Linked DNA regions of Homo sapiens: all the other regions are linked to region 5. A link is a contact called in ENCODE Hi-C or POLR2A ChIA-PET data. All regions are on one chromosome and are shown on one strand. The core of a region is the stretch at or near the end of the contact, and the rest is flanking DNA. Distances in the headings are between cores, read along the strand shown.

Evidence for each region. Hi-C counts contacts between places; a loop is a spot of excess contacts on that map. ChIA-PET counts read pairs that join two places held with the same protein, here RNA polymerase II (POLR2A). Pooled maps may share reads with other maps.
Region 1: a pooled map shows a loop between it and region 5 (21-fold over the local background). The contact joins the promoter of AK8 here to the promoter of NUP214 in region 5. A Hi-C loop is called at or near these places in 6 of 50 pooled maps.
Region 2: a pooled map shows a loop between it and region 5 (11-fold over the local background). The contact joins the enhancer-like site here to the promoter of NUP214 in region 5. A Hi-C loop is called at or near these places in 3 of 50 pooled maps. POLR2A ChIA-PET finds 5 or more read pairs at or near these places in 2 of 52 experiments (activated naive CD4-positive, alpha-beta T cell and naive thymus-derived CD8-positive, alpha-beta T cell).
Region 3: a loop to region 5 is called in a map of naive thymus-derived CD4-positive, alpha-beta T cell, with 10 times the contacts of the local background. The contact joins the promoter of TSC1 here to the promoter of NUP214 in region 5. A Hi-C loop is called at or near these places in 1 of 168 maps with a recorded cell type or tissue (naive thymus-derived CD4-positive, alpha-beta T cell) and 10 of 50 pooled maps. POLR2A ChIA-PET finds 5 or more read pairs at or near these places in 1 of 52 experiments (HEK293).
Region 4: a map of CD8-positive, alpha-beta T cell shows a loop between it and region 5 (22-fold over the local background). The contact joins the enhancer-like site here to the promoter of NUP214 in region 5. A Hi-C loop is called at or near these places in 1 of 168 maps with a recorded cell type or tissue (CD8-positive, alpha-beta T cell) and 10 of 50 pooled maps. POLR2A ChIA-PET finds 5 or more read pairs at or near these places in 2 of 52 experiments (activated B cell and naive thymus-derived CD8-positive, alpha-beta T cell).
Region 6: a loop to region 5 is called in a pooled map, with 14 times the contacts of the local background. The contact joins the promoter of TOR1A here to the promoter of NUP214 in region 5. A Hi-C loop is called at or near these places in 1 of 168 maps with a recorded cell type or tissue (B cell), 1 of 37 single-sample maps with no recorded cell type and 10 of 50 pooled maps.

The regions. Positions count from the first base shown.
Region 1 is chr9:132,875,645-132,880,168 of GRCh38, forward strand. AK8 (adenylate kinase 8) reads right to left here and starts at 2,640. Exons shown (of 13, transcript NM_152572.3): 1 at 2,528-2,640. The coding sequence starts at 2,611. SPACA9 (sperm acrosome associated 9) reads left to right here and starts at 3,254. Exons shown (of 4, transcript NM_001316897.2): 1 at 3,254-3,370.
Region 2 is chr9:129,882,430-129,886,513 of GRCh38, forward strand. No RefSeq gene overlaps it. Among named protein-coding and RNA genes, the nearest start is that of MIR6855, 15 kb to the left of the region's middle. RefSeq lists enhancers at 1,981-2,275, 2,267-2,576, 2,375-3,056, 3,107-3,156 and a silencer at 3,347-3,596. Within about 2 kb of position 2,767, at least 36 of the 41 ENCODE cell types and tissues checked have a DNase peak (open chromatin) inside an H3K27ac peak, as active enhancers do.
Region 3 is chr9:132,941,521-132,945,865 of GRCh38, forward strand. It overlaps TSC1 (TSC complex subunit 1), which reads right to left and starts at 3,096. Exons shown (of 23, transcript NM_000368.5): 1 at 3,023-3,096. MIR548AW (microRNA 548aw) reads left to right here and starts at 4,187; the gene lies at 4,187-4,251. It also overlaps a transcript of GFI1B not described here. RefSeq lists silencers at 2,704-2,763, 2,824-2,883, 3,414-3,493 and enhancers at 2,968-3,701, 3,014-3,313, 3,674-3,813.
Region 4 is chr9:132,240,463-132,244,477 of GRCh38, forward strand. It overlaps NTNG2 (netrin G2), which reads left to right. Exons shown (of 8, transcript NM_032536.4): 7 at 448-582; 8 at 1,414-4,015. The coding sequence ends at 1,649. Among named protein-coding and RNA genes, the nearest start is that of NTNG2, 80 kb to the left of the region's middle. RefSeq lists silencers at 568-1,057, 1,208-1,257, 1,728-1,797. Within about 2 kb of position 1,954, at least 15 of the 41 ENCODE cell types and tissues checked have a DNase peak (open chromatin) inside an H3K27ac peak, as active enhancers do.
Region 5 is chr9:131,124,287-131,128,681 of GRCh38, forward strand. NUP214 (nucleoporin 214) reads left to right here and starts at 1,300. Exons shown (of 36, transcript NM_005085.4): 1 at 1,300-1,463; 2 at 3,238-3,433; 3 at 4,046-4,197. The coding sequence starts at 1,419. It also overlaps the pseudogene RNU6-881P. RefSeq lists an enhancer at 1,199-1,498.
Region 6 is chr9:129,821,896-129,825,992 of GRCh38, forward strand. TOR1A (torsin family 1 member A) reads right to left here and starts at 2,241. Exons shown (of 5, transcript NM_000113.3): 1 at 2,013-2,241; 2 at 686-951. The coding sequence starts at 2,190. RefSeq lists a silencer at 1,626-1,715 and an enhancer at 2,126-2,435.

The sequences.
Region 1 (4,524 bases), core at 1,390-3,889, 1.8 Mb after region 5:
ATGTGCACTACGTAAATATGTCAGATGCTCCTGCACCTGCCTGCGGGCATCGCCCTGTTCCACGCCTCACCCTGTCCCTACTCACCAGGCCACCATCCCCCCGGCAGGCCATGGGTTCTGTGGGCCTCCTTGTCTGCCTAGAGCCCTTGGCACCCCAATACCTGGCAGTCATAGCAGATGCCCAGCGCAGATGTTTGCTGGGGAACATGACCGTCACCACTAACTGTGTCTCTCCAGAATGGAACAGAATGTTACCAGCCAGATTTCTAAATAGTCCTGGGATATTCTGGCCATTTCATCCAATCAGGCAAGCATATCAAGAGAAAGCAGCTTCTGGGGTTGCAGAACCCTAGGCAGAGAAATGAGGAGGAGCTCATAGCAGCTGTGCTGCTGCAATAAGGGGTATCCTTGAGCCCCAGGGACAAGGAGGGAGGGGCTGTAGCCCTCTTGGAGTGAAGGGAGTGTGGGGCAGGGAAAGAGCACCGAGCCATGAGAAGTCTTGGTTCCAGCCCCACTGTATCTCATCAGCAAGTCCCTTCCCTTCTCTGGGCCTCAGCTTCTCTGCCTGTTCAGTAGCACAGCTGGAGTGAATTCATGTTTGTATGTCACTGGTGCGATGATGGAATGAGATGATTTTAGATGGTTCACACATAAATATTTTACATTTCATGTTTAAATCATTGTGTATTTAACGTGTATTAGAAATATAAGTACATCAAATCAATAATTTCAAGGATATCACTTAGGATGAGGCAAAAGCGGCTATTTAATTTTTTAAAAGGTGAGTTGATTTAAACAAGTGATTAGTTTAAATGGAGGTGCAGTAGCGGTTATGCAAATCTGTACATGTGATACAACTGCACAGAACTGTATGCACAACAAAAACATCAATGCAGGTAAAAATGGAGGAAATCCAAACAAGGCCTACAGTTCAGGTAATCCTATTGTACCAATGCCAGTTTCCTGGTTTTGACAATGTGCTACAGTTATGTTAGATGTTATCACGGGGGCAATGTGGGAGGGGAGACCAGAAATCCATACTATTTTTTAACTTCCTGTGAATCTAACATTATTTTAAAATCAAAAGTATAAAAAATGGAAATGGTCAAAAACATGGAGGGAATCCACAGATGACTAAGGACTGGAAATACTGGACTGAAAGCTTTCTTGTTGGGAGGCCGAGGCAGAAGGACTGTTTGAGCCCAGGAGTTCAAGACCAGTCCGGGCAACATAGCAAGACCTCGTCTGTACTAAAATTAAAAAAAAAACATTAGCCAGGTATGGTGGCCTGCACCTGTAGTCTCGGCTACTCTGGAGGGACTAAGGCAGAAGGATTGCTTGAGCCCAGGAGTTCAAGGCTGCAGTAAGCCATGATTGTATCACTGCACTCCAGCCTGGGCAGCAGTGCAAGACCCTGTTTCAAAATCAATAAAAGCTTTCCTGGGCAATTCCTCCAACAATCAATGTGGAAAACACACCAGGTTCTCTAGAGCAGACAACAGGGCTCCAGATGATCCCCCATCCTGCCCTGACCTGCTGACTTCTAACCCAGCTAGCTATTTGATTTGTGATTGGCCACTCAAGCAGTTTTAGGAATCTCTTGCTCTCCCTCTATCAGTTAACACTTTCCGAGGGAAATGTGTTTGATGGAGGTGCAGACACGGGTTTCTTCGTCTGGGCTCAGCTGTCTAGTGTGCAGGGCAGAACCTCAAATGACCACAGACACCACTATGCCCTCCATGCCATGCCCCTGGGGATGGGGTGTACCCTGGGAAGCAGACAAATGATCTGAAAACTGAGCTCCAGCTTCCCCTTGCCTCTCAGAACCTTTGAGTGGCTGAGAGTTCTTCCCCTCCAGCTCCTGAAAGCCTTGACCTCCACCACGTGCAAAAGGGAAAACTGGGGCCCTGGCGGGGACGGGGCCTCGCCCAAAGTCACACGGTGAGCTGGGGGCCCAGTCAGGCCTGGAGCCAGAATGAGAGCTTCGGAGCTGCCGGGGACGTCTGGCCCTGAGGAGGAGGGACCAAGGTGGGAGATGCTGCTGTCCCAGAGGCGGCCCTCTCTGAGGATGGAGATGCCAGCTTGAACTCGGACAATGCCCACCTCAGAAACCTGGGCCGAGAGGCTCCCCACAAATTCGACAGATGGTAATTGTCAGCGCCGGGAGAGCCCCTGGGAGACCACCTCTTGCAACCTGGCATTTCACAGGTGGGGAAACCGAGAAAAGGAAAGGACTGGTTCCAGACCATAAGGCCCGCTGGCGGCACAGCCAGGACCAAATCCCGGCTCGAGTGGCCCCCTTCCTCCCCCTGGGTCCGCCTGAGGCAAACCCGGGCAGGACCAGGAGCGTCCCCAGCTCGAGGGCCCCCTCGGGGTCACGGCGACACACGAATCGTACATCCCGAGTTGGGCTGCTTCGTGGGCGCGCGACTCGGCCCCAGCTGCGGGTCCCGGCCGCGCACCCGACGTCGCAGTGGAGGCTCCCGAGCCGCCGCCAGCGTCGCGACGGGCAGGGGTGTCCGGTCACCTGCATCAACTCGAAGATGTGGTTCTCCTCCCCGTACTGGGGCATCTCGGGGGGGATACGGTGCGGGGCGATAGTGGCGTCCATGTAGCCGTCTCGGCTCGCCGCTCCCTAGTAACCGCGTCGCTAGGGCCGCCGCGCCGACTGCGTCATCAGCACGCGCCGCGGCCCCGCCCTGCAGGCTCCGCGCCGGGCCCAGATACCCGATCCTCGGTCGCGCGGGTCGCCCCCGCCCCGACCTCCCCGGCTGACGCGCTCTGCGGCTCGGGCAAGTTCTTTCCCCAACCCCGGCCTCGCTTTTCCCATTTGCGCATCTTAGCGGGGGACACCCTCAGGTGGCTTCCAGCTGGGCCTCCTCGTATCTGAGACCCCCGACGAAACCCAGAAGGGGCAAGTCGGCCCTCCGAGGGGACGGGAGGCAGAACCTGCTTCTGGTTCTGTCAGTGCTCCCCGGCCCGGCTCCCTGTGCCTCAGTTTACCCATCTTTAAAACAGACGCGGGAATAAATGTGGGGGAGGGTGTTTGAAGGGGGAGGGGCGTCCATGAGATGGGCCGGAGGTTCGAGGATCGGGTGGAAATCCTCAGCCCAACTCCTAGAGTCGAGCCCCGGTAGACCCCTCCCAGCTCCCCGGCTCTGGCCAAGCCGCCAAGTGACCCGATTGCTATGGCACCGGCGGTAACAATCACGCCCGCGGCCCCGCCCCTTCTCGCCCGACGTCCCCACCCACCCTCGCCTCCCAAGTCCTGGAACGGGCCTCCCCACCCTCCGGGGCACCGACACTCACGGAGTCACTCCAACTTCTCTGGGTGCTCCGTGGAGCGAAGAGCGCTCTAGGACAAGCAAGGGTAAACAGGGATGAGTGTGGGTGGGCCCACTCGGACCCCACCCCGGCCTCTGGGTCAGAAACTGGAAGCTGGGGTGGAGGATGGAAAGATGGAGGGGTCCGGAGGATGGAGGGGCCTGCACAGCTGTCTCGGGGTGGGGGCGAGGGGAAGGTTCGCGCTGGAGACGGAGCTTTTTAAGTCGTATGAATTCCCAGTGGTACGGGGCAGCTTGATATTTTATTAGTCGCAACACTGAATTGGGATCTCTAGCTCTTGTCTGTTGCCGTTAATCGTAGGAGCTGTAAGAGTTTGTTGAACTCTTTGTGCTCTCGGCAAAATTCTGTTGTCTCTGTACCTTATGGAGAGGGAAAATGGCACAGTCAATGCAGACAGCCCCAGCTTCAAGTTCTGGCTCCGCTTCTTACTGTGTGAGCTTGGCAAACTCTCTGCTTGCTCCGTGCCTCACTTTCCTGCCCTGTGAAGAGGGAACTGCTGAAGGATTTCAGGAGCTAATGTATTGGAGAGTAATTGGCATGCAGTAAGCACACAATATATGGGGCTACTATTAGTAGTAGTATCTCATTTAATCGTTCCAACAATCCTGTGAAATAGGCACCTTCATTCCCATTTTACAGATGAGAAGTTGGAGGATTAGAACAATGAGGAGTGGTTGGCTGGGTAACTTTGGGTGAGTCACTTCCCCTTTCTGGGCTTCTTTTCTCATCAGTTGTTGATCATACAGCCTTAGAACCAGAAGGCCTCTTGAAGAAGAGGCTAATCCAAACTCTCTCATTTGACAGATGGATAAACTGAGGCCCAGAAAAGGGGGAAATCTTGGCTAGGGCCACTGGTTAGATTGGGCAGAGCCAGGGCATGAACTCTGCATCCAGGCTCCAGCTAAAGCCCTTTTCTACCAGCCATCAGCCCAGAGACATGCCCTCCCAACGTAAAAGCCAGCACTGTTGCCTCTTCCCCTCCAAACCGCTTCCTCAAAGTGTGTACACCTTGGTAGGCTTGTCAAACCCAACTGTAAAGATAGCTGGGGAAGAAAAGGAAGCTGCCTCCCCCTGAGCAAAGAACACAACAGCCATGCCTGCCATTTGCACTGGAGAGGTTTGTTTTGCTTCCTGGACATTTCTGAAATGACTTGCCTTTCTCCTCATTTATTTTAAGCC
Region 2 (4,084 bases), core at 1,517-4,016, 1.2 Mb before region 5:
GAGTTTACTGAAAGCTGCTCAGGTACAGAGTAGAGCGTCCTCAGAAAGCAAGTGGAGGGATGCCCGTCGCTGTTTTCAACTCCTCTTATGTAGGGGTCTTAGCTATAGAAAAGCTACGCTGTGTCTGTCAGGTGGGCTGACAGCCTGACACAGTGGATTGCTCTGTTGATTTAAAGAAAGCCATCCTTGGCATCTTAGTGCATAAGCACATCGAAGCCTCACTGTGGTCATCTTCAAGCATACACTGTTGTGTGGCATCTGAACCTTCTCCATCGTAGGAGTTTGTCCTCGCAGGCGTTACGTAGCTGCTTCCTCAGACGTAAACATCTTAGGTTGTGACTGGCCTGGACTGTGCCTAATTTTTTGTTTTTTGAGATGGAGTCTCGCTATGTTGCTCAGGCTGGGGTGCAGTGGCACGATCTCGGCTCACAGCAACCTCTGCCTCCCAGGTTCAAGCGATTCTCCTGCCTCAGCCTCCCAAGTAGCTGGGATTACAAGCATGTGTCACCACATCTGGATAAGTTTTGTATTTTTAGGAGAGACAAGGTTTCACCATGTTAGCCAGGCTGGTCTCGAACTCCTGACCTCAAGCGATCTGCCTACCTCGGCCTCTCAAAGTGCTGGGATTACAGGTGTGAGCCACCGGGCCCAGCCTCCCTTGCTAGTTTTAGGTGGAGCCGAACTCAAAATGATGTCACCCTGGCTCCCCTAGGCTTCTGCTTCCCTGCCGCTATCAGATACGAGCGTACAGAAACATTTCAGCGTATGCAAGGATAACACGGTGACAAGGAACCAAGATGACACATTGCCAGTTCCATGGAAAGCCTGGGGCCCCTCCGGAGTCGGCCACCTTGCCTGACCCCAGAGGTGGCTCTTTGCATGTGGTTCCCTCATCCCGCCTTTTTTTTTTTTTTTTTTCCTGAAAAAAGCTTCATTTTATTATTATTTTTTGAGACAGAGTCTCACTCTGTTGCCCAGGCTGGAGTGCAGTGGTATAATCTCAACTCACTGCAACCTCTGCCTCCTGGGGTTCAAGCAATTCTCCTGCCTCAGCCTCTGGAGTAGCTGGGTCTACAGGCATGTGCCACGACGCCTGGCTAATTTTATTTTTTATTTTATTTATTTTTAGTAGAGACGGGGTTTCACGGTGTTAGCTAGGATGGTCTCGATCTCATGACCTTGTGATCTGCCTGCCTCAGCCTCCCAAAGTGCTGGGATTACAGGCATGAGCCACCACACCCGGCCAAAACATCATTTTAAAATTGAGCTTTCTGACTGTGCTCCTGCCCTTAACACCTTCCCAGCAACTTTCTGCTCCTTGATGAGGAAGGCACACTTGATCCTGTCGGGAACACGTTCACACAGAAGCACCAGATGCACTGCTGATGGGTTTTTTGTTTGTAGACAGGGTCTCACTGTGTTGCCCAGGCTGGCCTCGAACTCCTAGGCTCAAGTGATCCTTCTGCCTCAGCCTCCCAAAGTGCTGGGATTACAGGCGTGAGCCACCACGCCTGGCCGCTTGCTGACATGTTTTTGCTTTGGGGCAGTCTCATAGGAGCTTTAGGTCTCACAGCACAAACCCCTCGGAGTCAGCCCAGGCCCATGCCATGTGCAGACTTTGGCAGTTTCCCAATCTTGGTATAAAGGTAAACGATTCTCTTCCCAGGGGTTCGGGCCGGCCTAGTGCTGTTAGAGGCTGTATTCTAGGAAAGCCTATGACGGTTTGGGAAACTGGGCCATGCTGAGTGCCTGTAGACAGCGTTCCCGGAAGAGGAAAAAGCAACCTTTGTCTTTATGTGGGAATCTCTAAGCAATATTTTTGGCTTTGTTTACATTTGAAGGTTAGATATGTGTCAATCCACGTGATTGACATTGAACATGGAAAATGAGAATGAAAGTTTTGTCTGGAAGATTTATTTAGGAGGTTTGGAGACAGTTCTTGCACTACAGAAAGGTGGGCTGGAAATAGGTACCAATTTGCCTTAAAACGTTTCTTTTAAAATACCTGGCTTTTAAGGAGTTCAGACTGAGATGCCAAGATCTGAAGTCTGTGCTTGATTACTGAGCAGGGACAGGAAGTGCTCGGTGACTGGGGAGGCGGGGCTCAGGCCTCGCTCCCCACGGTGCCCCACGGTGGCTCCTCCTCCGCGCTAAGCCAGGGCGTGGCTTCAGCAGCGCTTCTTAGAGGAGCCGGAAAGGCGCCCCTGCACCGTGGGGGAGGCTGCAGGAGACCTGCCGCCTGCCTGTGGTTCTGTCGGCCATGGCGCTGCTCACAAACCTGCATCCGAATACATTTGCAAGGCGCAGCCACCCAAAAAGTGTAGTTCCTACCTTTGTTCTGTTTTAAATTCAGTGCAAACATAAATTATCCTGAGGGTCTTAATGCTACCTAATTTTGAGCCCCAGAGAGCCTTGGGGGAAGTGAGCAGAGGTTTCGGAATCACAGCCCCCTCTGGCTCGTCCCTTCTGCAACTTCACCTACACAGAGAGACACCTGCTACCTGGACGGAGCAAGGGTGAGCTGGGCGCAGAAGAAACACACGCCTTTGGGGAAAGCTAGGAGCAGTAGACAGCCTAGGCAATGTATGTTCTGGAAGGGTGTCCCAGGGTTTCTCAGGGTGCAGCCTCCATTCCTTCCTTCGATTTGACCCGGGACCAGCCTAGATGAGGGGGCCTGTGGAGAGCTGGAACTGGAAACAGGTTCTCAAGGGCAGGGCTCGGCACAGCGTGGCAGCCAGGGGCTGTGCGGACTGAAGGGATGCGGCCCTGTCCTAGGCTGAGACGTCCGTCCAGCAGGTGCCGCAGGGAGGAAGGGAGCCTTCCCCATCCCCGACGGGGACAGTGGGTCCGTGTTTCCTCCCACAGCTTTCGGCCCCTTAGCTCTGAGGACAAGGATAGGGTCCTTCCTCTGCTTCTTCTGTACCTTTTGTGGTCCGGAGATGTCCCCGGCGGAGGTCACTATACCATCTGGAGGTCTAACGGGAGGCAGGAGTGCTCAAGTCAAGGCCGAATGGGCACTCAGTGGGACCCTGGAGAAGCAGCTGACACACCAAGGGGCTGCCACGTGCCTGCTGGCAGCCTTCACACGCTCATCCCGGGTCTCAGAGGGCGCTGGCAACACAGATCCCTGCCTCCCCTATCGGGAAAGCGTTTTAGGACCAGGGAAAAGGAGGCCTCCCCCAGGCGAGTGCGCAGAGCCAGGGAACCCGTCTGGATGGTGGCTCTTTCCCACCATCCTTCTCTGGCAGCAGCAGTTCAAAGTGGAGCTTCCAGGCTGTCCCATACATTTCACGATTTCTGAGTCTTTCGCTTCAATTTAAAAAAAGCTGGGGGCACGACCGAATCCTGCCTCTGTCCACCGCCATCTCGTTCCTCATCGCAGGGGGCCCTTCTTGCTCCCTCCACTGCTGCGCTCTGCCGTCTGCTCCCGCCAGGGGTCCCCACCACCTCTGCGGACGGAGGAGCCGCCTCCCAGGCCCGGGCGTGCCCAGGGCGGGTGGAGGGCGTGGGGCGGGCCGGTATTTCCTGACCCGCTGGAGGAGCCGGCCCCACAGGCTTGTGGCCTCCCCGGAGCCGGTGAGTCAGGAACTTCCTACTTCAAGAGGCTTCCCCAGTGCAGCAGAAAACAAACTAGTCGCCCCCAATGCTCCCGACCTCTGTGATGTCCACACCCGCGGAAATGGGGGCCCCAAACCAGCAGGCTCTGTTCTAGGCTTCTCAGCGCTGGTGCGGCTCTTGGAGAAGGCTCGGCAGGGGCGGGTGGGGCATGGGGGGGTTCACAGGTGGAGACAGCCCGTCTCCGCCCCACAGACGGCTGGGCGCAGTCCCGAAATATTCTTCCCAAGTGGACTTTTTTGCTGACAACCTAGAGGAGAGGGTTTCGGGTAGGATAACAGTAGATCCACCTTGTTCCCTTGTGCCACACTGTGTCACACTGGGAACCAGCAATTCTCAATGGTGCCTTGAAGCCAACTGCACGCACTTGTGGTTAGAGGTTACCAATGGCCCCATATTGGTGCCCTCACCTCCTGCCCTCCGCAAGTGAGGATGCTTGGCATCAGCAGAGCTGCCAGGTCTGCACTTG
Region 3 (4,345 bases), core at 1,846-4,345, 1.8 Mb after region 5:
TTGAGTGTATACTACATATACACATTTCAAGCAAACAGCCACAGATTTTAACGCTATTAAGTACACTTTTCTTTCACGCCTTCAGCTACTTAAATGACAAAACCAATGCAAAGACTAACCTTTCAGAGATTTATAATATGGGAAACTTATAGGGAATTACCTTTTCAAAGAGTATTATGATGTAAAGGAAAGGATAAATGATAAACAGATCTTCACCCAACAGGGTAGGCTCAAAGTCACCAATTTGCTTGGTTTTTATAAAACCATTAACAGGTTGACTCAATCGATTTAGTCAGAATATTTAAATGACACCCCAAAGGACTTTAAATCACAGAAATGTAGGCCTAGAAATACTCATTAATTTACATTCCAACTTTTACTTCACAGATGAAGACACAGGCTCACAGAACTTAAGTGACCCACTGAAGGTCAAAAGCTATCTGACTCTCTAGAAAAGCCTGAAATGGTTGAGATATTGCTATATTTGGCTCATCGGCATTCAAGAATATCCAATTAATTCCAGGAAAAGCTAATTTTAGTTCACTATGGCCCTGGAACCCAGAAATAAACATACCTGTAGCCAAACAAACTTCAAATGAAGACAGAGCTATAAGAACAAGTCAGCTCTAATTCAGAGCCCAAAATTCACCCACCACTACACAAATAAAAGGCTACAAGCTATTTTAAGAAATACCTCTGTGATAAATAATAAATGAAAATAGCCAGAATGATACTTGAAGCCAGTGGTCCTCAACCTCCGGTGCACATAAGAATCAGTCTTCTTCCAAAATATATATACAAGGTGTCCGAATATGTAGGTCTACCTAGTATAGTGCCAAATATCTGTACATCAAGGTTCTCATGAGCACTAGGGTTTCAGATCTCGTTTCCACCAAGTTCATTATTCTGCAAACATTACATATAGAGGTATATATTAGATTTGCCCTAGTAAGACTGTTAAGTTTCATCTCACGAATGAAACCAGGCATGCACAGAAGGCATCATATTACACCACAACAGTAGCAGTATCAGTTTTTACTCTTAACCCAGTGAGGAAGAGGACAACTGAGTCACAGGACCTGAAGCACTCTAATTTTATGGAAACAAGAAGGCTGGTAGCCACCTGCTTTCTAACCAGGAATTTAGGAACGTACCAAGTGTTTATGACACCAGGAAATGCATGCAGCAGAGAAAGTTTACATCATCTGCCCTTCTAGGCACGTGATATAAGAGTGTTTTGGATAAGATATTAACTTTAGTAAGAGGATATTTTCCGTTTACATCTTCTATAAATACCCCTTAAGTTTACACCAGGTGGTTAGAGGAAGATTCTGCAGCTCCCTAGGGCAATAGCAAAGAATGTTTCACTGTTTCTGAGGAGCCTCATTTGCCTGATGCATGACTGTTAAAGGTGCATTTCCCTACACAACCCTAAATCAGTTTTCACATTTGCATATTCCAGATTTACTCAGGAATGTTCAATTTAAGAATCACAGGTGGTTGCTCGGTAAATCAAAGGCTCCCCAAAGATTAGGTTTTATAATGCTTCCTGAAATTTACAGCTCCACTTTGCCGGCCTGTTTGAATTCAGATGACTCCAAGTTGATCCCAAAATTATAAATCAAAGTATCTCAGAAGAGTATTATTCTATTTTAGCACTTTTATAGCTTACTCTATGCAACGTGAAGTGTTATTTGTATGCTTTCTATTTAAAAAAAAAAAAAAGCCAGCAAGGATTTTAGCAGGACTTCTTTCTTCAGTAAACTCATCAGTTTTATTAAACTATCAAATACTTTTTAGCCTAATTTAGACTAACAAGTTCACATGCACAACACTGCCATCCCAAACAAAAGCTAAGGCGGATAAGCCAAGTGCATCCCCCCACTTCAACATTAAACAGACACACGTGCATAAACCTTGGCTAAATGATAAATTTTAATCACTTACAGGCCAGCTTTGATCAAATAACAGATAAATTTAAGAGTCATATCTTTGGAGTCAGTCAGATCCCAGCAGTTCCAGTCCTGGCTCAGATACAATTGGGGTGTGAACTTAGGCAAAGTACCCTGCTCTCTCCGGGCCTCAGTTTCTTCATTTGAGAAGATTGGAGGTGTTAACAGTGGCTGCCTCTTCTCTTTGTCGTGAGGACCAAAGGAGATAATGACTGCCAAGCACTTTCACAGTGCCTGGCACACAGAGAGCACTCCATTAACGTTAGCTGTTGTTCTTAGGAGGACCGCGTCCCCTCCCAAGTCCTCACCACACATCCAAAACACACAAAGCAAAACTCTTTAACAGGAAACACAAAGAAAGAGCTTTAATTCTACAAGGTCCCTCCGATTGCAGGCTCTTCATCCTCCAGTTCCTCAAATGAATGAATGAACGCCTAGGAGGGGCTCTGCAAATAGCTGTCTCTTAGGAATCCCCTTTGCCCACTTTAAGGTAACTGTCTTTCACCACCAATTAAACACCCACAAGTACACCCAGAGCGAGTCATGCAAATTTCAGCGGAGACACCGAATCCAGGCGAGTCCTTGATCCCCACAGGCGACCTCCATTCATTCTCCACGCCCCTATACCCCGACCCCTCTCTTTAAGTTCTGGGACCAGCCCCACCCTCGCGACCCTTCCCCTCCCGCCAAGCGTCTCTACCCTGCCCTCCGCACCTAGCGTGAACCTGTCACCCCACCAAGTGAGGGACTGACGAAGGGGCCCACCTCGCCCCTGCCCGAGGGACCGAGGCCCAGGGTGCAGCCGTCCCCTCGGGGGCCAAGGAGGGGCGAAGTGCTCCGTCCGGCTCGCCTCTCCTCCCCAGGGACCCGCCAGTCCCGGCCGGGCCAGCCGGAGATAGCGTGTAATAAGAGGGAGGGGAGAGCTCTCCGAACCCCCCTTCCCCGGGATCCCTACCAAGCAAGTGAGTCTCTTGCTCCAGCCCCTCCGAGCCTCCCCGGCTGGAGTCATGGTGCCGGGGCTGCCCCAGGAAGCCCCCATAAAAAGGAGGGGGAGACACCCCCATACTCACCCACCGTCTCCTCCCCCTCAGCTGTTTACCTCACAGTCCCTCCAGCCTACAGGGCGCCGCCATCTTGGACGTACAGCACCTCCCCCGTCGTGAAAGGGCCAAGGCCGACGGCGGCCTCCGCCACGAAAAAGAGTCCCCCTCCGGACCTCCCCTCCTTCTCGAAAGGAAGGATAGACGGCCGCGCTCGGCAGCCCCGCCGGAAGGAAGAGGCTCTTCCACTCATAACTGACGATGTGGGTTGGACGAGAAAAAAAGTAAGGAGGGTTTTTATGGAGGGGGGCGGGGCCGGGCGGAAGGATCCGAAAGGAGGCTGCGAAGAGATCTTGTGACTCCGCGAAGGAGGCAAAAAGAAGGGCCGGCGCGGCGGGAGGAGCCACGCGAGAGCCCGAGGGGGCGGGGCGGGCGGTCACGTGACTGGCGGGCGGGGGGACGCGGCGGAGAGGCGTAAACAAGCTGGCGGCGCCTGGGTGTGGTTGGAGCGCCCTGCCCCTGCCCCCCGAGTCGTTTCTGCCCTTCGCTTGCGTGGCGCCCTCCGAGGGTCTCTCTGTGGGCGGCCTCAGAGCAGCGATCCTGTTTCCCAAGGAGCTGCTGGGGCCCGCGTGGGTGAAGGGCCTGCTTGGGAGCTTTGGAGTTGCAGCTCACCTGGGAAGGGGCGGAAAGCTGCGGGCCAGGGCAGCCCTCCTTCCTGGGCTAAACATTTTCAGAAGCCCGCCTCCGGGATTGCGGGGGACCCCCCTGGCTTCTGCCTTCAAGTAGCTCACACTTCACACCTACTCATGACATCTAGGGGAAACCAGCCCTAATAGGAGACAGCTTGAAAATCAGAACGCCTTATTCCGTTTCCTGCTGAAACAAGGCTTTAAGTCCTCCAAGCCTCAGTTTCTTCCTCTGTGAAATGGGCATAATGACATCTGTGACGTGAAGAATCAAGGAGATGAAGTATGGACAGCGTTTAGCCCAGAGTCCTGCGCCTAGTAAATGCTCACTCACTAGATAGGTGGCCTTTATTGCGAGGCTGAGTATGATGGGCTCCATCCAGCACGAACACAAAGCCCTGTGAGAGGAGGCAGAGTGAGATGAAGTCGAACTGTGGGATATGAAAGGCATTTTGAAGGAGTAGGCATCAGGTTGGGTTTTAAAGGAAATGTAGGTTTTGTGAAATACTAGGTCGGTGCAAAAGTCATCACGGTTTTTACCATTAAAACCGCGATGACTTTTGCATCAACCTAATAGAACCAGGCGAGGCGGCTCGGGAGAGAAGGCCATTCCAGGCAGAGGGAACCAAAGGAGCAAGAGCCTAGGGGCAAAAAAGTGTTGGGTGAG
Region 4 (4,015 bases), core at 704-3,203, 1.1 Mb after region 5:
AGGAATAGGCTGTTCCTCCACTCCCCTGCAAAGGAGCTATGGAGGGGGGCCACCCCACAACACAGCAGCCCCAGACATGCTCAGTGGCCTCTGCTGAGTTTCTGCCACCTGTCGGAGTCATAGCTCTTTGGAGATGGGAAGGACAGCGACCCCTCTAGTTGCCCAGAGAGGGGAAGGGGCTGACCCAGGCCACACCAGTGCCAGGGCGGGGAAGGTGGGGCTGGGACGTGTTTGATCCCAAGGAAGGAAGCCAGAGTCTTCTCTCCAGGCCTGGCCACCCTGGGAAGTCCCCACCTGCCGTCCAGCCGCGGGCTCACGTGGACCCAGTGTGGGGAGCATCCCCTGGGGAGTGTGGAGATGCTCCCTGCGAGGCCGGGAGAGTGGGGGTCCGAGAAGACGGCGCCCACACGTAGCCCTGACCGCGCGCCCGTGCCCGTGTCCGTCCAGAGTGTAACTGCAACCAGATAGGCTCCGTGCACGACCGGTGCAACGAGACCGGCTTCTGCGAGTGCCGCGAGGGCGCGGCGGGCCCCAAGTGCGACGACTGCCTCCCCACGCACTACTGGCGCCAGGGCTGCTACCGTGAGTGCGCGCCGTCCCCCGTGGGCGGGGCCTGCGGAAAGGGGACGGGGCAGGACCGAGGCAGTGGGCGGGGCCTAGTGGGACGGGGCAGGGGCGGTGGACTGGGCCTAGCAAGACGGGGCAGGGCCGGGGAAGTGGGTGGGGCCTAGTGGGACGGGGAAGAGGCGGTGGGCGGGGCCTCGCGAGACGGGGCAGGGCCGGGGCAGTGGGTGGGGCCTAGTGAGAGCGGGGCAGGGTTGGGATAGTTGGCAGGGGCCTGGTGAGATGGGGCCGACCCGGGGGCGGTGGACGGGGCCTAGCGAGACGGAGCTGGCAGGTGGGCGGGGACAGGATGCTGCTGAGGTCCGGGGCCGGGCCGAGGGGCGGGTCCAAGAGCTCGGGGCGGGGCCTGATGCGACCTGAGGCACGGTGGTGCCTGGTGGGAACTACGAGAAAGACCGAGCTGGGGTTGGTTGGAAAGGTATTTGCGGGGACAGAGGGAGGGAGGCTGTCCAAGTCGGCGTTAGCCGCGGGCACAGGGTGAAAGGAGGCTCCAGGCGCGTGGAACAGCACGTGCACAGCTCTGGAGACTGCAGGCGCGTCTGAAGAACAGCACCGAGGCCAGTGGGGCGGGGAGAGAGGGGCAGCGGTGGGAGGCAGCCGGGGGCCAGATCTCGCCCGGGCGCCGTCACCCTCCGAGGGGGGACGTTTCGCACCCAGCGCGCCTGGAGCCTCCTACATCCCCGGCCCAGACGGCGCCCCCGGGATCTCGCACACCCTGCTTCGCAGGAGCTCGGAGGTTGGCGGGGGGACCGGGCCACCCCCCGTGCTGACCGCCCCCTCCGCCTGCAGCCAACGTGTGCGACGACGACCAGCTGCTGTGCCAGAACGGAGGCACCTGCCTGCAGAACCAGCGCTGCGCCTGCCCGCGCGGCTACACCGGCGTGCGCTGCGAGCAGCCCCGCTGCGACCCCGCCGACGATGACGGCGGTCTGGACTGCGACCGCGCGCCCGGGGCCGCCCCGCGCCCCGCCACCCTGCTCGGCTGCCTGCTGCTGCTGGGGCTGGCCGCCCGCCTGGGCCGCTGAGCCCCGCCCGGAGGACGCTCCCCGCACCCGGAGGCCGGGGGTCCCGGGGTCCCGGGGCGGGGCCGGCGTCCGAGGCCGGGCGGTGAGAAGGGTGCGGCCCGAGGTGCTCCCAGGTGCTACTCAGCAGGGCCCCCCGCCCGGCCCGCGCTCCCGCCCGCACTGCCCTCCCCCCGCAGCAGGGGCGCCTTGGGACTCCGGTCCCCGCGCCTGCGATTTGGTTTCGTTTTTCTTTTGTATTATCCGCCGCCCAGTTCCTTTTTTGTCTTTCTCTCTCTCTCTTTTTTTTTTTTTTTTTCTGGCGGTGAGCCAGAGGGTCGGGAGAAACGCTGCTCGCCCCACACCCCGTCCTGCCTCCCACCACACTTACACACACGGGACTGTGGCCGACACCCCCTGGCCTGTGCCAGGCTCACGGGCGGCGGCGGACCCCGACCTCCAGTTGCCTACAATTCCAGTCGCTGACTTGGTCCTGTTTTCTATTCTTTATTTTTCCTGCAACCCACCAGACCCCAGGCCTCACCGGAGGCCCGGTGACCACGGAACTCACCGTCTGGGGGAGGAGGAGAGAAGGAAGGGGTGGGGGGCCTGGAAACTTCGTTCTGTAGAGAACTATTTTTGTTTGTATTCACTGTCCCCTGCAAGGGGGACGGGGCGGGAGCACTGGTCACCGCGGGGGCCGATGGTGGAGAATCCGAGGAGTAAAGAGTTTGCTCACTGCTGCCTCCACGGCCTGTTTTCTTTCTGTGTTGGGGACGGTGGGCAGGTGTGGGGCTTACAGAGGAATCCACAACACAGCCTTAAAGAAACGGTTTCCCTACTGGGGCCACCATTTCCCTGGGCCTTTCTGTGGATTCCAGCAGGCAGTGCCCCCTCCCCGCAGGCTTGGCTGGCAGAGTTTTCCACCCCGCGGCCAGGCTGCAGGTGCCCCACCTGTTAGGAGCCTCCCCACACTGAAAGGCTGCCTCCCTCCTTTCCCAAAAAAGAAATCCGGAGTGTATTGGCCCTTTTCTACAGAAGTCCAAGGGAAATGACTCAGGGAGAATCCTAGCAGAGGTTGAATCCAATGCTCTGATTTATACTGTGTCTCGGTGGCCACCTCCGATGGATGTGTCATCTCAGACCTGTTGCAGCCGGAGCCTCAAGTCCAATATCAGATGAAGCTGAACCCACAATTCGGCCACCGCCTCCTTCCAGAGTTTCAGATGGCCAGGTGGGCAGAGGCGGGCAGTGCAGAGACCCCAGACGTGCCGGCCCTGTCCTCCCTACCTTCTCAAGATTAGGAAGGGGTGCTGGAGGGGACAGGGGCAGCTTGGGAGTGGTGAGGAAGCTCCTAGATTCGGGGCTCATCCCCTGGGGCCTCTGATTCAGAGGATCCAGCAGTTCTCCCATCTCCGCTTGGTGTCTCCAGCCCTGGGGCCACACTTCCCCCTCGGTCCAGCCTCCTGTCCACCTATGTTTATTTCAGAGCAGTGCCGGGGGTCCGGTCCTGGTTGCTAACTGCTGCCACTGCTCCACCTGCAGGTGCTCCCAGCACTGGCTTCTGCCACCACACCTGTTCTTTCCCAGCTGCGAGGTTTAGACCTGGGTCCTTCCCTTGAGTCCCCAAAGCTAAGCTAAGACCAAGTGGAACAAACTTGGCCTTGGGGACAGCAGGAGATTACAACACAGAAAAGGAGGGGGAGGCACAACGGGACACTGCATAGGACTCACAGTGTCCCGAGCCCACACACCAGCCCCTCCTGGCCTCCTCTCTCTGCTCCCACCCCCAGCACCCTGCTGACCCGGAAGTGCCTTCCGACAGGCCCTGCATCCTCCTGCAGCTGGCCCATCTCTACCCTCACATTCTTCCTTACGCACAGAACCCCACTGCCTGGGACCCAAAGTGCCCAGATAAAATAAAACACCTCTCTGGGGCTTCTTGTGGATAGGAGTGGCCAGGGGACACAGCTCTGGGCAGTGAGATGTAAGCAGGACTGATGGGTGGGCTTCCAGAAAGTTCTTAAAAGTCATCCCTTCCTCCACGCCCCACAAAGCCTCAGTTGTCCAAGTTTGTGGCTCTGGTTTTTCTCTCTCATCCCTCCCTCTGCTCTTCAGTCAGCAGGATGGGGAAGGAGCCTTCTTGAGACACTGAGCATAACAGTGTCACCCTCAGGATAGTGAAGGGTGGAGCCGGGGGTGGAAGTTGCAGAGCCTGGGACACCTGCCTTGGCTGCAACCTCTGCACTGCTTTTATTTATCTACTTATTTTTATAGAGTTGAGGTCTCACTATGTTGCCCAGGCTGGTCTCAAACTCCTAGGCTCAAGTGAGCCTCCGGCCTTGGCCTCCCGAAGTGCTGAGATTACAGGCATGAGCCACCGCACCACC
Region 5 (4,395 bases), core at 50-2,549:
GTTACAGGCGTGAGCCACTGCTCCCAGCCTATTTTTATTTACTTTTTTTTTTTTTTTTTTTTTGAGACGGAGTCTCGCTCTTTCGCCCAGGCCAGACTGCAGTGGCGCTGTCTCTGCTCACTGCAACCTCCGCCTCCCGGGTTCACGCCATTCTCCTGCCTCAGCCTCCCGAGTAGCTGGGACTACAGGTGCCCGCCACCGCGCCCGGCTAATTTTTTGTATTTTTAGTAGAGTCGGGGTTTCACCGTGTTAGCCAGGATGGTCTCCATCTCCTGACCTCGTGATCCGCCCGCCTCGGCCTCGCAAAGTGCTGGGATTACAGGCGTGAGCCACCGCGCCCGGCCTTTTATTTACTTTTTGAGACAGGGCCTGGCTCTGTCACCCAGGCTGGAGTGCAATGGTGCAATCACAGCTCCCTGTAGCCTCAACCTCCTGGGCTCAGGCAATTCTCCCACCTCAGCCTCCCGAGTAGCTGAGACTACATACGCATGCCATCACTGCTGGCTAATTTTTGTGGTTTTGTTTTGTTTTTTATAGAGACGGGGTCTCGCCATGTTGCCGAGGCTGGTCTCAAACTCCTGGTCTCAAGCAATCCTCCTGTCTCCGCCTCCCAAGTGCTGGGATTATAGGCATGAGCCACCCGCGTCTCATCAATTAAATAAATAACCCCTAGGACGACTAAGATGTCTTCAAGATTACATGAGATCCCACATCTGAAGGTTTTTGCAAAGGACTTGGCACAAACTCGTGCGACTAGACATGGATATGGCTCTTGCTCTGGAAAGGATCACCTTGATAGGAGCAAACAAAGCTGGTCTTCGGTGCCCTTTAATCTCCCCTCCCAGCCTTCCACCTTCCACACTTTAAGAGTCGTCCCTGCCGACCCCCCGACCCCGTTTTTCTGAACCTCCCTTCCTCCCCTTGCATAGTCCAAAGCCTCTCTCTAAAGCAGCCCCCCGAAAACATCTGTCAAGTTCCAAACTTATCTGAATCGGAAGCTACCAATAGCCAACCTACATCTAAGGGGAACTGTAAGATTTCAGAAGAACAAGAAGCATAGGTCGCTTAGGCGTGGGCCACCCAAGAAGAGAGACTTAACACTAGGTAAGCCCGCGCTGGCTGCGAAGGCGGGAGCGGCACCAGGACCATCCAGGGCGCAGGCGCAGGGACCTCACGGCCACGCCACTACTCAGCCCGAGCTGGCCAATGGGGAGCGGCGGCCGGAAGAACGCGCGGCTTCGCTAGGTTCCGCGGCTTCCTCTGACCAAGCTTGACGTCACCAAAGCGCGCCGGAAATGCGAGGTCAACTGCGCGCCGCTGGCGCTGAGGGGAGGAAGTTTGCTGTCGAGCGGCCTGGGTTCCGTGGGCAAGGCCGTGGGAGGCAGCGTTGGCTGCTTCGACACACTGAGGGCGGCGCGATGGGAGACGAGATGGATGCCATGATTCCCGAGCGGGAGATGAAGGTCAGAGACTAACCGGGGCCTCCCTCCCTTCTTTAGTCCTGGCGTTGCCTTGGAGCCCAGCTGAAAGGCGAAGCGCGGTGCTGGCTGTCCCGCCTCCTGCTTGAACAGTTTACCGCGTTCACAGCTCTCACCAGCGCGTCTGCCGCGCCGCTGGCGTGATAGCCCCACCGAATGCAGTTTCCCAGTCCCATCCTGGTCTCGTGCACGGCTGTTGAGTTACCCTAGCTACTTCCTGGGGCGGTCACAATAGTGGCAATAACTGCTGTTTATTGAGTGTTGACTGTGTGCCAGGCACTGTGGTAGTCATCGCGGCAGCCCTACGAAGTAGTCGTTAACGTAGAGGAGTAAGTTGAGGCTCGGAAAGTAATTTCCCTAAAGTCACATTTGACGCGGGGCTGAAAGCCAGCATCATTTAAGACCTTTGCTCTCCCAGTACTTCTGTAAGGTGATACGGGCTTGCCTAACGTAGAGTCAGGGAAGGTCATCCATCCTGCAGAACCTTTAGTTGATTGGACTAGGAAGACTATTTTGACCTCGGTATATCAGCCTAAAGTCAGGAACCTAAAGGGAGGGCCAAGTGGTCCCAGTGATAGCAACGTGGGAGTCCCCCAGGGATAACTTCAGGATGGTGTGTTTAATAGTTCTTATATGGGTTCTGACAGAATGAGGGTACAACAGACGGGCTACATCTGTTTTAAATAGTGAAAAGAAGTAAGTTGCAGGAAGATTTTAGGCATCTGTGTGAACAATAAATCACTAAAATGCATTTAGGGCATAGTAATACCATGTTTAGAATAGTGATTTTTTTTTTTTTTTGAGACAGAGTCTTGCTCTGTCACCCAAGCTGGAGTGCAGTGGCATGATCTCGGCTCCCTGCAACCTCCACCTCCCCGGCTCAAGCGATTCTCCTGCTTCAACCTCCCTAGTAGCTGGTATTACAGGCGCCTGCCACCACGCCCCACTAATTTTTTATATCATTTGGTAGAGACTGGGTTTCACGATGTTGGCCAGGCTGGTCTCGAACTCCTGACCTAACGTGATCCGCCCTCCTCTGGCTCCCAAAGTGCTGGGATTATAGGCGTGAGCTACCGTGCTGTCCTAGAATAGTGATTATTTTTTGAGAATCACCACCTGTGGTGAGCCACCTAATGGGGTTGTGTCATATTCCTCAGATATGCTGGGGTAGAAGAAAAAAAGGTTTTATTAATAGAACCACAGACTTAGAAGATGGTAATCTCGCACTCCCTTTGGCAGCACATATAAAATTGGGATCATGCAGAGAAGACTATTATGGCCCCTTTACATGGATGACAGACAAATTCATGAAGTGTTCCATATCAGAAAAAAATGAGGGCCGAGTGTGGTGGCTCATGCCTGTGAGCTTGCACTTTGGGAGGCTGAGGTGGATGGATCACTTGAGGTCCGGAGTTCGAGACTAGCCTGGCCAACATAATGAAACCCTGTGTCTACTAAAAATACAAAAATTAGATGGCCATGGTGGCGGGTGCCTGTAATCCCAGCTACTTGGGAGTCTGAAGCAGGAGAATCGCTTGAACCTGGGAGGCAGAGGTTGCAGTGAGCCAAGATCGCTGCACTGCACTCCAGCCTGGACGACAGAGCGAGACTCCATCTCAAAAAAGAAAAAAAGACAATTGAGACAGACCTTGGTCTCAGTAATACATATTTTTGTTGTACTGAAATTGGGTCTACTGAATATAACATGTTTTAATTTCTTTCTTTATTGAATTGATCTCGTTTTGATTCTTCACAACAGGATTTTCAGTTTAGAGCGCTAAAGAAGGTGAGAATCTTTGACTCCCCTGAGGAATTGCCCAAGGAACGCTCGAGTCTGCTTGCTGTGTCCAACAAATATGGTCTGGTCTTCGCTGGTGGAGCCAGTGGCTTGCAGATTTTTCCTACTAAAAATCTTCTTATTCAAAATAAACCCGGAGATGATCCCAACAAAATAGGTAAGTTCCCTGGTTTATGTTGCAAAGTAGAGAGAGGAGTATGGTGGCATGCTCTTGTGTTTCCTTCCCAAGAAGTCATTCTAATACTAAAATGAACACTGCTGTCAGTTTGAAGGTTGACTCCCAAGAAGATTAATGGAAGCCTTTCTAGGTTTTCTCCTTGGTCCTTTGTATTTCTCCTTACATGAGTTGTTCCTCTCAGCTCAACAGGGAAGAACTTAACCATTATGCCATGCTTTTATTTTTGCTCAGTTGAACTTGGGCTCTGGCTCTCTGGGTGAAGGGTTTTATTGGCATGGGTTTTCAGTTGGCACAACAGTATGATCCAAACTATTGGCAAGGTGTACTATTTAGAGCATTGTTGCAAAAATATTTTCAACAAGGGCAGCAGCCACAGTTAGTTTCCCCAGATTGTATGAGGAAGAATTCCAGGGATACTTAATCCATCATTATATATCTTTAAGAAAGTTAAGATTTATCTGTATAACTAGGTATTGGGGTGTATGTGTGTTTATGTAGATGCAAAAATTTTTTCACATCGAACTGGATAGAGGTTGTGGCTTTATGCTTAGAACATACCGTTTTCTGCTTTGTATTTTTTTGTTTTCATAGTTGATAAAGTCCAAGGCTTGCTAGTTCCTATGAAATTCCCAATCCATCACCTGGCCTTGAGCTGTGATAACCTCACACTCTCTGCGTGCATGATGTCCAGTGAATATGGTTCCATTATTGCTTTTTTTGATGTTCGCACATTCTCAAATGAGGTAAGCTACTGTTATACTGTGATGTCAACATGAGAACCCTAAGCAGATTTCCTTGTATTGAATTACAACTTGGAAGCTTCATAGGTTAACCCTTGAAGTTTCTCTCTAGATTAAAATATGGGTTAAAAAAAAATCCTTAATTATAGAATCATAGATCTTTGAGACAGAAGGGACTTCAAGAAATTCTTTCATAACGCC
Region 6 (4,097 bases), core at 991-3,490, 1.3 Mb before region 5:
AGAAAAAAAAAAAAAGGCAGTTTACAACAGTAGGTTCAACAAACTTAGGACTCTACATGTTTCCTCTTTCACAAAATGAGTGAGATGTGGCCAGGCATGGTGGCTCACGCCTGTAATCCCAGCACTTCGGGAAGCTGAGGCAGGCACATCACCTGAGATCAGGAGTTCGAGACCAGCCTGGCCAAGTTGGCAAAACCCCATCTCTACTAAAAATACAAAAATTAGCTGGGCATGGTGGCAGGACCCTGTAATCCCAGCTACCCGGGAGGCTGAGGCAGGATAATTGCTTCAACCGGGAGGCAGAGGTTGCAGTGAGCTGAGATCATGCCATTGCACTCCAGCCCGGGTAAGAAGAGTGAAACTCCGTCTCAAAATAAAGAAAAAAATAAAAAAATGAGTGAGATGTGTTGATCTCTAAGATGGATTTGATCATGTCCACCTCTAAAATCCCATGACCCTACATACTCACTGGACCGATTTTCAGAACCCACCACAAAGCTTTGATGGTATTAACTGCTCCACGCATCTCAAACTCTTAACTTCTACACCTTTCCAAGGGGAACTGAGACATGAACCGTTTTCCGGGCTCACTCATTTCAACATAGAACTCCCAAATCTCATCCCACAACAAAGAGACCCCAAACCCGATGACATCCAGGAAGGGATTCCAAACTTCCATCCTTGCCTTGTACAAGGTGATGTTTGAAGCATGTGGAAAGTGCAATGTGGCCACAAACAGGTGGACATAGTCACTGTTCAGACCACCCTCGTAAATATTCTCTGCGATGATCTTGCTGACGAAATTTTTGCCGGTGCCTGTCCACCCGTGCAGGGAGAGCGTGAGAGGTTTCTTGGGCTTTGGGTTGTTTATGAAACCAAACACGGCATTTAAGATGATTTTCTTTGCAAGATGCTGTCCAAAGAGGTTGTCGTCCAGATCCTTCTGCAGTGCTGGGAAAGACAAAGCCAATCAGGAGTGGGGAAGAAACAGCGGCAAAATGTAGCCACATTTACAGCCCATAAGAAAGCCAGCAAAGCCGTCTAGACGCCCTCCAAGCACCTTGCGAAACCTCAAGTACTGCGGTCTGTAAGCTCCTGGCCCAGAGGGGACGGCGGTCCAGGGAGCCCTCCCTTTGCTGGTCCTGCCTATTCTAAAGCCCTGGCCCGACTCCTTCCCGAAAAGCCCCTTGGTGCCACTGCCACTGCCACCAGTTTGCACCCCTAACCCCTGTGCTGCTCCTCCCACCCCAAGGCAGAGCCGGGAAAGGAAACAGTTTGGTCCCTCCTGGTCGGCTGCGGAAGAGTCCTCACCATCCTTCCTGTCTCCCGCTAGGCTAGAAAGGAGGCAGAACCCACTTCGGAGGGAGGTTACCACTGGTCCACCCCCAGCTTAGCGCAAAGTAGGCCAACCTGCAGCCTGGCTCCTCAGGTCTCCGACTTAAGTCTGGCACGTCTGTGGTCATGGCCGAGGAGCCAGGCCTCATCCTGCAGGCCGGCCGCTTGGCTTCCGGGGTCCGGCCCCCGCGGACTCAGCTCTGCCCAGGCCCGGCCCTCCTGGGATGTGACCCCTACCCCGGCCTGGCCCTAGTGCCATCCCCCAGCCCCAGCCCCAGCCCCAGCCCCCGCTCCTGAGCCCCAGCCCCCAAACTCCGCTCCAGCCCCAGTCCTAGCCCGGCCCTACTGCCATCCCCCAGCCTCCATCCACCATCCTCAATCCCCTAGCCCCAGCCAACCGCCCTGGTCTTAACCCAGCCCTAGTGCGATCCCCCAGCCCCACCCCCAGCCCCCGGGCCCCGCTCCATCCCCCAGCCCCAGCCCCAGCCCCAACCCGGCCCTAGTGCCATCGCCCAGCCCCAGCCCCCAGGCCCCGCTCCAGCCCTAGTCCTAGCCCGGCCCTGGTGCCATCCCCCGGCCTCCATCCTCCATTCTCCATGCCCTGGTCCTAGTTCAGCCCTAGTGCCATCGCCCAGCCCCAGCCCCAGCCCCAGCCTCCAGCCCCCGCCCCAGCCTACCCTCCCGGCTAAGGCTCCGCTTCTGCCCGCAGCACTCGGCGAAGAGGCAGTAGAGACGCGGGTAGATGTAGCCGGTGAGGACGCCGGCCAGGGCCAGTCCCAGGCTGATGGGCTCCACCGCCTGCACCACGGACGGCGCCAGCAGCAGCAGGCCCAGCACGGCCCGGCCCAGCTTCATGCCCGGACCCGCGCCACCCTGCTTGTTCTCGCGCCGACCGCGAACCGGTGCAGCCGCCAGACCCACGCTTCCGGTTCCTCCTCTCGCGGAGGCCATCTTTCTTCAGGGCAGCCCTCCTCCCGACGCCGGCGGCCGCCATCTTTGTTCGGTACAAAGCCCTGTTTTGCTTCCGGAAACTCGGTTCTGCTCCGCCCCTGTTGGCCACGTGTTTTTGTTTATGGACGTTATTTTTGCCAGGCATGGTGGCTCCTGCCTGTAATCCCAGCCCTTTGGGAGGCTGAGGCGGGCGGATCACCTGAGGTCAGGAGTTCGAGACCAGCCTGACCAACATGGTGAAACCACGTCTCTACTAAAAATATAAAATTAGCCGGGTGTGGTGGTAGGCACCTGTAGCCCTAGCTACTGGGGAGGCTGACACATGAGAATCGCTTGAACCCAGGAGGCGGAGATTGCAGTGAGCCGAGATCTCACCACTGCACTCCAGCCTGGGAGACAGAGCAAGACTGTGTCCCCTCCCCGCAAATAATAATAATAATAATAATAATAATAACGGACGTTATTTTTTAGAACAGATTTACAGAAAAATTGAGAAGATAGTAGAGAGTTCCCATGTGCCACCCATCCCTGCAATTTCCCCTATTACTAAAATCTTACATTATTAGTGTGCTACATTTGTTAAAATTAACGATGCACTGTTGTCATATTAACTAAAGTGTAGTTTATTCAGATTTCCTTCCTTTTACTTAATGCCTTTTTCTGCTGCAGGTTTCCATTCAGGATACCACATTATATTTCGTTGTCATGTCTTAGACTACTGTTAATGACAGTGTCTCAGCCTTTTATTTTTATTTTAGCTGGAGTGCAGTGGCATGATCTCAGCTCACTGCAACCTCTGCCTCCCAGGTTCAAGCGATTCTCCTGTCTCAGCCTCCTGAGCAGCTGGGATTACAGGCACACACCACCATGCCCGGCTAATTTTTGTATTTTTGGTAGAGACGGGGTTTCACCATGTTGGCCAGGATGGTCTTGATCTGACCTCATGATCTGCCCGTCTCAGCCTCCCAAAGTGCTGGGATTACAGGCGTGAGCCACCGCGCCTGGCCTCAGCTTTTTATTTTTGATGACCTTGATAGTTTTGAGGAGTACTGGCCAAATCTTTGGTGGGCTGGCCCTCTATTGGGATTTGATGTTTTTCTCAGGATTAGACAAGCGTTATGGCGTTTTGGAAGGAAGATCACAGAGGTAAAGTGCTATGCTCATCACATCCTACCAAGGAAGGGTTCTTACTGTTCAACGTTACTTACCACTGTTGGTGCTGACTTGATCACTTGACTGAAGTAGTGTTTGTCAGGTCCCCCCACCCCTCTTTTCTCTACTGTACTCTTTGGAAGGACGTCCCCATGCACAGCCCACACGTAAGGAGTCGGGGATTTTGCTCCACCTCCTTGGGGGCAGAGTATCTACAGAAATTATTTGGAATTCTGCATGGGAGATTTGTTTCTTCTCCCCCATGTATTCAATCATTTATATCAGTGTGGACCATTGTTATTTTATCCTTTGTTATACTACAGTACTAATTTTTTTTTCAAATTGTTCTCATTTTGGCCACTGGGAATTTGAGTGGTTCCTTGTGCTCCTTTGACATACACCCAGTGTATATACCAGCTTATTTGGGTTTGAGTGCCTCTTTCCTTTCTGACACTACAGGATACTCCGGGCTCATCTTGTATTTCCTGCCCCAGTCCTAGAATCCTATTTTCTACGAGGAACCCTGATTCCTTTCATTGTAAAATGGCATTAGAAACTGGCTGGGCATGGTGGCTCATGCCTGTAATCCAGCATTTTGGGAGGCTGAGGCAGGTGCATCACCTGAGGTCAGGAGTTTGGGACCAGCCTGACCAATATGG